Linked DNA regions of Homo sapiens: all the other regions are linked to region 1. The links are chromatin contacts, found by Hi-C or POLR2A ChIA-PET in ENCODE. All regions are on one chromosome and are shown on one strand. Each heading gives the region's core, a stretch centred on a gene start or an enhancer-like site at or near the end of the contact. The rest is flanking DNA. Distances are from core to core; before and after follow the strand shown.

Region 1 (2,700 bases), core at 186-2,685:
CTCCTGGGTTCAAGCGATTCTCCTGCCTCAGCCTCCCGAGTAGCTGGGATTATGGGTGTCTGCCACCACGCCCGGCTAATTTTTTTTTGTATCTTTACTAGAGACGGGGTTTCACTATGTTGGCCAGGCTGCTCTCGAACTCCTGACCTCAGGCGATCCACCCGCCTCAGCCTCCCAAAGTGCTGGGATTACAGGCGTGAGCCACTGCGCCCAGCTTAAGGCCGAGTCTTATCACTCATATGACTTCTTGATGTCTCTGAGCTCCTATCATGTAAGACCATGCAATTATGTTACTCCTTGAGAAATTCCTTTAATAATCTGGAAGGATTCCCTCACTCACAACTTTAAAAAAGATTTCTTGGCCAGGAATGGTGGCTCATGTCTGTAATCCCAGCACTTTGGGAGGCCGAGGTGGGCGGATCACTTGAGGTCTGGAGTTCGAAACCAGCCTGACCAACATGGCGAAACCCCGTCTCTACTAAAAATACAAAAATTAGCTGGGCGTGGTGGCGGGAGCCTGTAGTCTCAGCTACTCAGGAAGCTGAGACAGGAGAATTGCTTGAACCCGGGAGGCAGAGGTTGCAGTGAGCCGAGATCGCCCCACTGCACTCCAGCCTGGGTGACCGAGCGAGACTCCATCTCAAAAAAAAAAAAAAAAATTAGGCCTTTAAAAAAAAAAAGGAATTCCTCCTTAAGTCCTGTTCTTGATTTCCAACTGATTCACAGTGCCCCTACTGGAAAATTTGCAGTGAATCCTAAAGCTTAGTAGCACCTATAATAGATACATGTCCTGATATTTTGAGTGAGGTGTCCATAAAGGATTACCCTAGGAAAGTGCAACTTTCACTCTCATTAGAAGAATTAATTTTTGCTTATTTGATTTGTTAAAATTGCTTTACTCCTACAGTTAAGTGAGAGGGTGGTGGTGGTTGTTGCCCGTAACCACATACGGCATTACTCCAGGGTTTCACGTCGTGACTGAGGGGCCTCCTAAGTGTATACAGCAGAGTATGTTCGGGCTGGACCTAGATAGTCGGACAGAACACCGACAGGGTCTTCACATTCTTTAAGCACTCTCACCCAGTCCCGGAGTCCGAGCCAAGATGGCTTCCCAGAAGTAGGTAACTAAGTGTTGTTTTAGTTCACAGCGCCCCCAATGGCGGGGGTCAAAAAAAGATGCCGAGGGGCCTGGCCGCCTGTGAACTGAGTCGTCAGAGGCGAGCCGCCGCCAGATTTTATTTTCAATCAGGCATATTTGTGGTCGCCTACGTACCCTTCTCATCCTCCTAGGACCTTCCACCCTCAAGAGACTTCCTGGATGGCGCTCACACTAGCTCGCTGGAAGAGGCCGGGCTTCGGTGCTGCCATTGGCGGATGGGAGCGCAGGGGGGCGGAGCCTAGGGAGAATGGACTACTAGCAAGCTAGATTGAGGCGAGGGCTGGCCATGCTCCGCCGGAAGGCGCCTTGTTCTCGGAGAGGGTGAGTTGAAACGCTGCCTGGAAAGGAAGTACCAGGACTTGCACAGGTAGGCTTCCCGCTCGCACCCGCTCCTCAGTGCTGGGCCAGGAGTCAGCAAAAGCTGAGGCTCTCAGAGATTTGATTTAAGTAACTCCTTCTCCTCTCTCTTCCACCCCCTGCTCGCCCCCCAGTTGTGAGGGATCAGGTGCGGGGTGATGCTCCGGACTGAACCAGTCTCCTTTGTGAGAGGCCGGGGGAGAGGGTGGCTGCCGGGCCGCGGGGTCCGAGCCGGGCCGAGCCGCGAGGGACTGCTTGGGACGCTGTGGAGTTTTCAGGGCTTGTCATTGCATTACTGGGCGTAGTGTAGATTGGAGGCGGCGCCTTGTTCTCCTCTCTTCAGAGAAGGGAAAACTCCTCGGCCCCGTTTGGTTACTCCATACTTTGGATTCAGAAATAGGTGGTTAGGGTTTTCTACTTCTTTTTATTTTTTTTTCTTCTGTATTTTAATAATAAAGGTGGGTAGGAAAGCATGGGGTAAGCGTAAGCAGATTGTTACTCATTCTCAGGTGTAAGTTCTGTGGGTCTCCTGGCAGTGAAGAGCAGGCTGTTGGAGAATGTTTAGAGATGGTGGGAAGAGAGGAGCTCAAGCCTTGCATCCTCCTTGACAGGTCTGCAGAGCTCACTGGTTTTCCGTTGCATTATGTAAACTCGTCACTGATAGAAGACCCTTCCCCCTGCTTTGGAACGAATGCAGTTTATTTACCTGTCTCTAGTGTCGCAGGGAATTTCCCTGCAGCAGCTGTATAAATGCAGCAGCCTCTTGCTTTTTAAGGGACAGTCTTGAAGCGGTTAGGGTCTTCACAGAAAAGGTATATAGTGGACCCATCTCTTTCGTATGGCTAAGCAAAGTGAGCCAGAAGTCAAAGATTTAGAACTCTGTCTTTTTCTATTAAAGAATAAACAGCGGAGCGCCCCAAACACAAGCCAGGGGAGCTGCCTTATCAGTGTCTGCTGCATCCTACCATCACAGCGGCGTCTACAGATCGTTTCATCTCCATGCTTTTCTGAGTTTGTCGACTCAGTCAAGGATTCTCAGCCTAGGTTAGCATATGCTGAAGTCATCTGGTGTGGGGCACATTACATATCGAAAGTGAGTTTGTGATTTGAATCGTGTCCTGTGTTAGTTAATTAGATCGTGTCTTCTGCTTAGGAATTTCTTTTGTATTGGTCATCCAATAGGT
Region 2 (2,700 bases), core at 186-2,685, 2.0 Mb before region 1:
TGCTTTGCTTTGTCTTCCCTCTAGACTTCAGCACAGAAACTGGATCATATTTATGTTTGAAGCTCGAGCACTTAGGATATATAAGACACAATAAACATACAATGAAAGAACTACTGAGAACATTAAGTCAGGGGATGCTTACTGTTTGAGTACATCTTACCTTTTCTGTAGGATAGGCACCAGCTTGAACTTTTTGTGTCAGTGATTTCACTTGTGCAGTTACAGCCATCACCTGAAATTAGCCCAAATAAAACAAGTGATTAGATTATATCAAATTATGTCTGCAAACTGTGAAGAGCAAAAGCTAAACAATGCCACCTAAAAATTATCTGAAACACTGTCTAAAGTATAGTACTATCTTCTCACTTCTCGGAAAGCATAGGAGAGATGGTTCTTCAAAAAGTTTAAAAAAAAAAAAACTTTCCACTTCTTAAAGAAGAGACCATCTTTTACTGAACCACAGGGAGGAGAAAAGGACTGAGAGAGTAGTGACTGAAGCACTGTAATTTTGTTTGTACTAGTTGAACTTACAATGCATAGAACTACATAACTCCCCGACTTATGACTTAATTTCCACTTTACGAGGGTGTAAAAGAAATATGCATTCGGTAGAAACCGTCCTTTTCTCGTGATGCTGGGCAGCGGCATCAAGCCTAAATTTCGACTTATGAGGTTTTCGAATTACAATGGGTTTATCAGGCCATAACCTCCATCGTTAAGTCGAGAAGCATCTGTATATAAGTGTGTATTACCTGGGCACCCAAAGGGCAAGTCATGTTACCATTCCAAGCACTGGTTTCCTTAGCTATATGAATAAAGGAAAACTATTCATATAATTTCTTTTTGGAGTTTCTTGTATTCCCTTGGGTGCAGAATCAATTACTTAGAATTCTGGCGTGAAAAGGTTTTGATTACATCATTTTACTCTAAGGTTTTTGGAAGCATTCACGTATCTCAATCACCAAAGTTTTGAGGTGAAGTACACAAACTCAAAGCCAATCCGTGACTAATTTATTCCAGAGGCGACACTACTCACTTGCTCCTGGAGATTTTTCAGAAGTGTCACGGCACTTGGCAGGTCGGACTCCAGCACCCCCTACAGAAGGGAGAGGAGGCGTAAAGAAAAGTCATTCTTTCCTCAGGATTATAGGAAAGTGGAACGTCTAGGGTGGGAAACTGCCCTCTCTCCGTCAGACACCCAGACTCGGGGCCTTCACACTCGGGTTCACAGACTCGCCTTAAAGCCAGCCCCTTGGGTTACCGGACAGGAACGGTAACTCTAGGGAGGCCGCCTCCCTGAAGCAACTTTCATCACCACCCTTCCCTGGTACCAACAGTTTGCCTCCAGCCGCTGAAGGCAAAGGACAACTCCACAATAGCTACGCGAGGAAGAAACCACACCAAACTCACCAGCGCCGCCATCTTCGCAAAGCCCACCCCTTCCGGTGTCGTACTTCCTGAGCGCTAAGGGCGACTTGATAGATTTGATAGACAACTGCCGCTTGCAAATCTAAGCCAATACGAATAAGGGCTTTCTCACTTCCGCCCCCAACAGGATAAACGAGAGGAGGAGTCTGATCTGGCCAATGGAATAAAGGAACTGGCTAAATTCGTCAGACTCAGAAAGAGTCGTCAGGACGAAAAAAAGCACTTGGCAAAGAGCGTGTGATTGGTAGACTGAGTAAAATGATTGACGGCAAGCCAATAAGAGACAGTCAAATAATTGATTGACAGTTGGAAGGACCAATAGAAAAAAGGAATTAGCAGAGCGAACTTAGCGCGTATTGGCTCCCGTCTGCCGCAGCACCCAGAGTCTTTTTTCACGGCACTTTTCTTGTAGTGCGTGAACCGGCCGCTAGGTGATGGGCCTTGGCTTGGCTTTGCGGTGTCGACATTGCAGAGCCGCCATTGCTGGCTGCTCATCCAACGGCCACCGCGCCAAATGCCTTACAGACCCGGTGGCCCTGGAATCGATTCTGTAACACTACTCCTTGTGTGACCGTGGACAAGTCACTCGGTCTCTGAGCCTTCTTCATCTGTAAATAAGAGAGCGAGGCTAGAGAAGCCCAGAGCCAGAGTTTAGAAACCGAGTGCGAGGACACCTGCCCTCTTGGTGTGCACTGTGGAGCGCTGAGAAACGGCTCCAATAACGCCCCGACACTCTTCGCTCCTACCAGTTTGGGGACATGAAAAGAATACGTTTTACAAATTGGGGAACGGTTCATATTTACATGACTTACCGCGGTCACACAGGTCTTCAGCAGAACTTGGTTCAAACTCTGGCAGTGCATGTTTCAGTATAACCTGCCTCATCATTACCCAGTGCTTTCAGATGTGTTCTCTCACTCTGGTTTTTCACAAGCTGGTGAAGTAGGTTGGACGGATACTCATTGTTCCCATCCCATGCCTTAGGAAATAAAGCACCGAAAGGGTGAATGATAGTGTATAATTTTTTGTTCACAACTCGTCCAACAGAGCTGGGTCTAGAAATCAGATCTTACCGACTTGAAGCTGTCTTTTGGAATTAAGAATAACACCTGTATCTGGGCAGGTGAGGTAAGGAAATCCTGGTATCTAGATCTTGCTGGATTCAAGAAGGCAGGAGGGTGTTCAGTCCCCACTCCTCTAACATTTAATTTGCTGCTTCAGGCCCACTGTGGAAGCTCAGGATGCTGTTGCAGCATACTTAGTCAATTATCC
Region 3 (2,700 bases), core at 135-2,634, 2.7 Mb before region 1:
CTCACTTATAAAGCTCTCCGGAGACATTTCCCCCTTCACCTTCCTGGTTTCTGACTTTAATGCCTATGGACATCATGTGGGGTTTAAAGCCCATTTGATGACCCATTTACTTTGTTGAATACCTCTTTGTGCCAGGCAAAGAATAAAGTGGAATAAAATGGACAAGATCCCTGCCCTCAATCTATTAGGGAAGATATTCTTGAAGTGAGAGCGGCTAATCATAGGCAAAAAATCCCCATGAAGCCAGGAGATCTGGGGCAGAGAGTGGAGTGAACTCACTTTTCACAATGACCCAGCAACATGGGAGAGGGTGGGGGCTGGATTTCAGCCCAGCCACTGTGCTGATGGTGCACAGCCCTTTAATGCTGTGTATCATCTCTTTTCTTCACAGTGCCATCTCTGTGGAGCTGTACTACATCTTTGCCACAGTATGGGGTCGGGAGCAGTACACTTTGTACGGCATCCTCTTCTTTGTCTTCGCCATCCTGCTGAGTGTGGGGGCTTGCATCTCCATTGCACTCACCTACTTCCAGTTGTCTGGGGAGGATTACCGCTGGTGGTGGCGATCTGTGCTGAGTGTTGGCTCCACCGGCCTCTTCATCTTCCTCTACTCAGTTTTCTATTATGCCCGGCGCTCCAACATGTCTGGGGCAGTACAGACAGTAGAGTTCTTCGGCTACTCCTTACTCACTGGTTATGTCTTCTTCCTCATGCTGGGCACCATCTCCTTTTTTTCTTCCCTAAAGTTCATCCGGTATATCTATGTTAACCTCAAGATGGACTGAGTTCTGTATGGCAGAACTATTGCTGTTCTCTCCCTTTCTTCATGCCCTGTTGAACTCTCCTACCAGCTTCTCTTCTGATTGACTGAATTGTGTGATGGCATTGTTGCCTTCCCTTTTGCCCTTTGGGCATTCCTTCCCCAGAGAGGGCCTGGAAATTATAAATCTCTATCACATAAGGATTATATATTTGAACTTTTTAAGTTGCCTTTAGTTTTGGTCCTGATTTTTCTTTTTACAATTACCAAAATAAAATTTATTAAGAAAAAGGCTCATGCAGTTGGAGGTTTTGGTCTGGATATAGGAACTCGAGCCCTGCTGTTAAGGGCACGGTCCTTTATAAAGCCGAGCTGGCCACTGAATGCCCGAAGCTCGAGTTCTCCAACCCAGCTTGGGAACTCCCGGCGTGGGGAACCTACATTGCCAGAGTCGGGTTTCCGCGATTCAGCCGGTGCTCAGCCTAACGGAAGTGGAGGAGCCGGACCTCTTTGTGGGAAGCGAATTGAATCACCTTGGCAACCCGCGGGGCGTGCAGCAACGCCCTTTCCTCCGGAAGTGGGTGTCAGAACCTCCACGTGCTGTCCCTCCCCCTCCCCTTTTCGGCCCAGTAGCGGCGGCTCAGTTGCTGCCATGGAGTCAGCCGGGCTAGAGCAGCTCCTACGGGAGCTGCTGCTACCGGACACCGAGCGCATCCGTCGGGTACGGAGCAGGCGTAACCGGGCCAGGGCGAGCGGGAGGTTGCGGGAAAGGCCCAACTCTCACCCCTAGCTTCCCCCCAGGCCACGGAACAGCTCCAGATCGTTCTTCGGGCCCCCGCCGCTTTGCCGGCTCTCTGCGACCTGCTAGCCTCGGCGGCCGACCCCCAGGTGAGACCCCTGACTCTCCCCTCCGAGCTTCCCACTGTACGCCACCGGTCAAGCCCCAGTATTCGCCCACTGCGGTCCGCTCAGCACCTTCCTGCCCGGACCCCCACGTGCTTGCTTCCTCGTCCTAGATCCGCCAGTTTGCGGCCGTGCTGACCCGCAGACGACTGAACACCCGCTGGCGACGGCTGGCGGCGGAGCAACGGGAGAGGTGGGCTGGGCCTGGGGTGGGGCGGGGCCAGGCGGAGACTTTTCTTGGGCAGGCTGGGTACCAAACACCTGCCACCTGTGTTCCAGCCTCAAGTCCCTGATCCTGACGGCCCTGCAGAGAGAAACAGAGTAAGTACCTACCCACTTCTCTCGGGATCTTGACGACTTTGTCTAGGTTTCTGCCTTCCTTTTCGGCTCCAGGCTGGGACTTGTGGGGCAGGGACTTCAGTTCTAGACGCAAGGTGGAGTGAGGATTTTAAGGCTGTTTTGAAGACTAAAGTTCTTGAGGAAGGGTGATGATGATCTGCCAAACCCAAGTCAGAAGAATAAGACTGAAATTCAGGCTAAGTTAGACTGAACTTACCAGATTACATGCCCACAGTGCTGTTGGGCTCCCTCTGAGCTGCTGTCTCATGTGTCCCAACTTGGCAAAGACCCTGTGCCCACACCTCCTGAAAGTTTCTGTCCTGGCTGCCCCATTGAGCCTGGCCACTGTGTGCAGAGGAAGGTATTGAAGGGTGATTGGAGGAGATCTCTCCTGTTTGCAGGCACTGTGTGAGCCTCAGCCTGGCCCAGCTCTCAGCCACCATTTTTCGAAAGGAAGGCTTGGAGGCCTGGCCACAGCTTTTGCAGCTGCTTCAGCACAGTACCCACAGCCCCCACAGCCCAGAGAGAGAGGTACCATCACATGGTTGGCAGGAGGGAGGGCCTGAGAGGCTGGATAGACCTTGTAAGCTTGCTCTCCCATCCTCTATTCTTGGACAGATGGGGCTTTTGCTGCTAAGTGTGGTGGTGACCTCCCGGCCCGAGGCCTTCCAACCCCACCACCGGGAGCTTCTTCGGCT

The links. Hi-C counts contacts between places; a loop is a spot of excess contacts on that map. ChIA-PET counts read pairs that join two places held with the same protein, here RNA polymerase II (POLR2A). Pooled maps may share reads with other maps.
Region 2: a loop to region 1 is called in a map of CD8-positive, alpha-beta T cell, with 18 times the contacts of the local background. The contact joins the promoter of NGDN here to the promoter of CHD8 in region 1. A Hi-C loop is called at or near these places in 2 of 168 maps with a recorded cell type or tissue (CD8-positive, alpha-beta T cell and ovary) and 10 of 50 pooled maps. POLR2A ChIA-PET finds 5 or more read pairs at or near these places in 1 of 52 experiments (H1).
Region 3: a loop to region 1 is called in a pooled map, with 13 times the contacts of the local background. The contact joins the promoter of IPO4 here to the promoter of CHD8 in region 1. A Hi-C loop is called at or near these places in 1 of 37 single-sample maps with no recorded cell type and 6 of 50 pooled maps. POLR2A ChIA-PET finds 5 or more read pairs at or near these places in 1 of 52 experiments (activated B cell).

Annotation. Positions count from the first base shown.
Region 1 is chr14:21,454,858-21,457,557 of GRCh38, reverse strand. It overlaps CHD8 (chromodomain helicase DNA binding protein 8), which reads left to right and starts at 1,435. Exons shown (of 38, transcript NM_001170629.2): 1 at 1,435-1,526. It overlaps LOC124903283 (a long non-coding RNA gene), which reads right to left and starts at 1,161. Exons shown (of 2, transcript XR_007064064.1): 1 at 1,081-1,161. RefSeq lists enhancers at 35-586, 863-912, 923-972, 587-1,138, 1,003-1,692.
Region 2 is chr14:23,468,438-23,471,137 of GRCh38, reverse strand. NGDN (neuroguidin) reads right to left here and starts at 1,435. Exons shown (of 11, transcript NM_001042635.2): 1 at 1,411-1,435; 2 at 1,037-1,096; 3 at 161-232. The coding sequence starts at 1,422. RefSeq lists an enhancer at 732-1,672 and a silencer at 1,759-1,808.
Region 3 is chr14:24,187,500-24,190,199 of GRCh38, reverse strand. IPO4 (importin 4) reads left to right here and starts at 1,384. Exons shown (of 30, transcript NM_024658.4): 1 at 1,384-1,481; 2 at 1,562-1,648; 3 at 1,777-1,856; 4 at 1,943-1,984; 5 at 2,404-2,533; 6 at 2,621-2,700. The coding sequence starts at 1,413. TM9SF1 (transmembrane 9 superfamily member 1) reads left to right here. Exons shown (of 6, transcript NM_006405.7): 6 at 392-1,051. The coding sequence ends at 785. RefSeq lists silencers at 1,813-1,932, 2,178-2,388.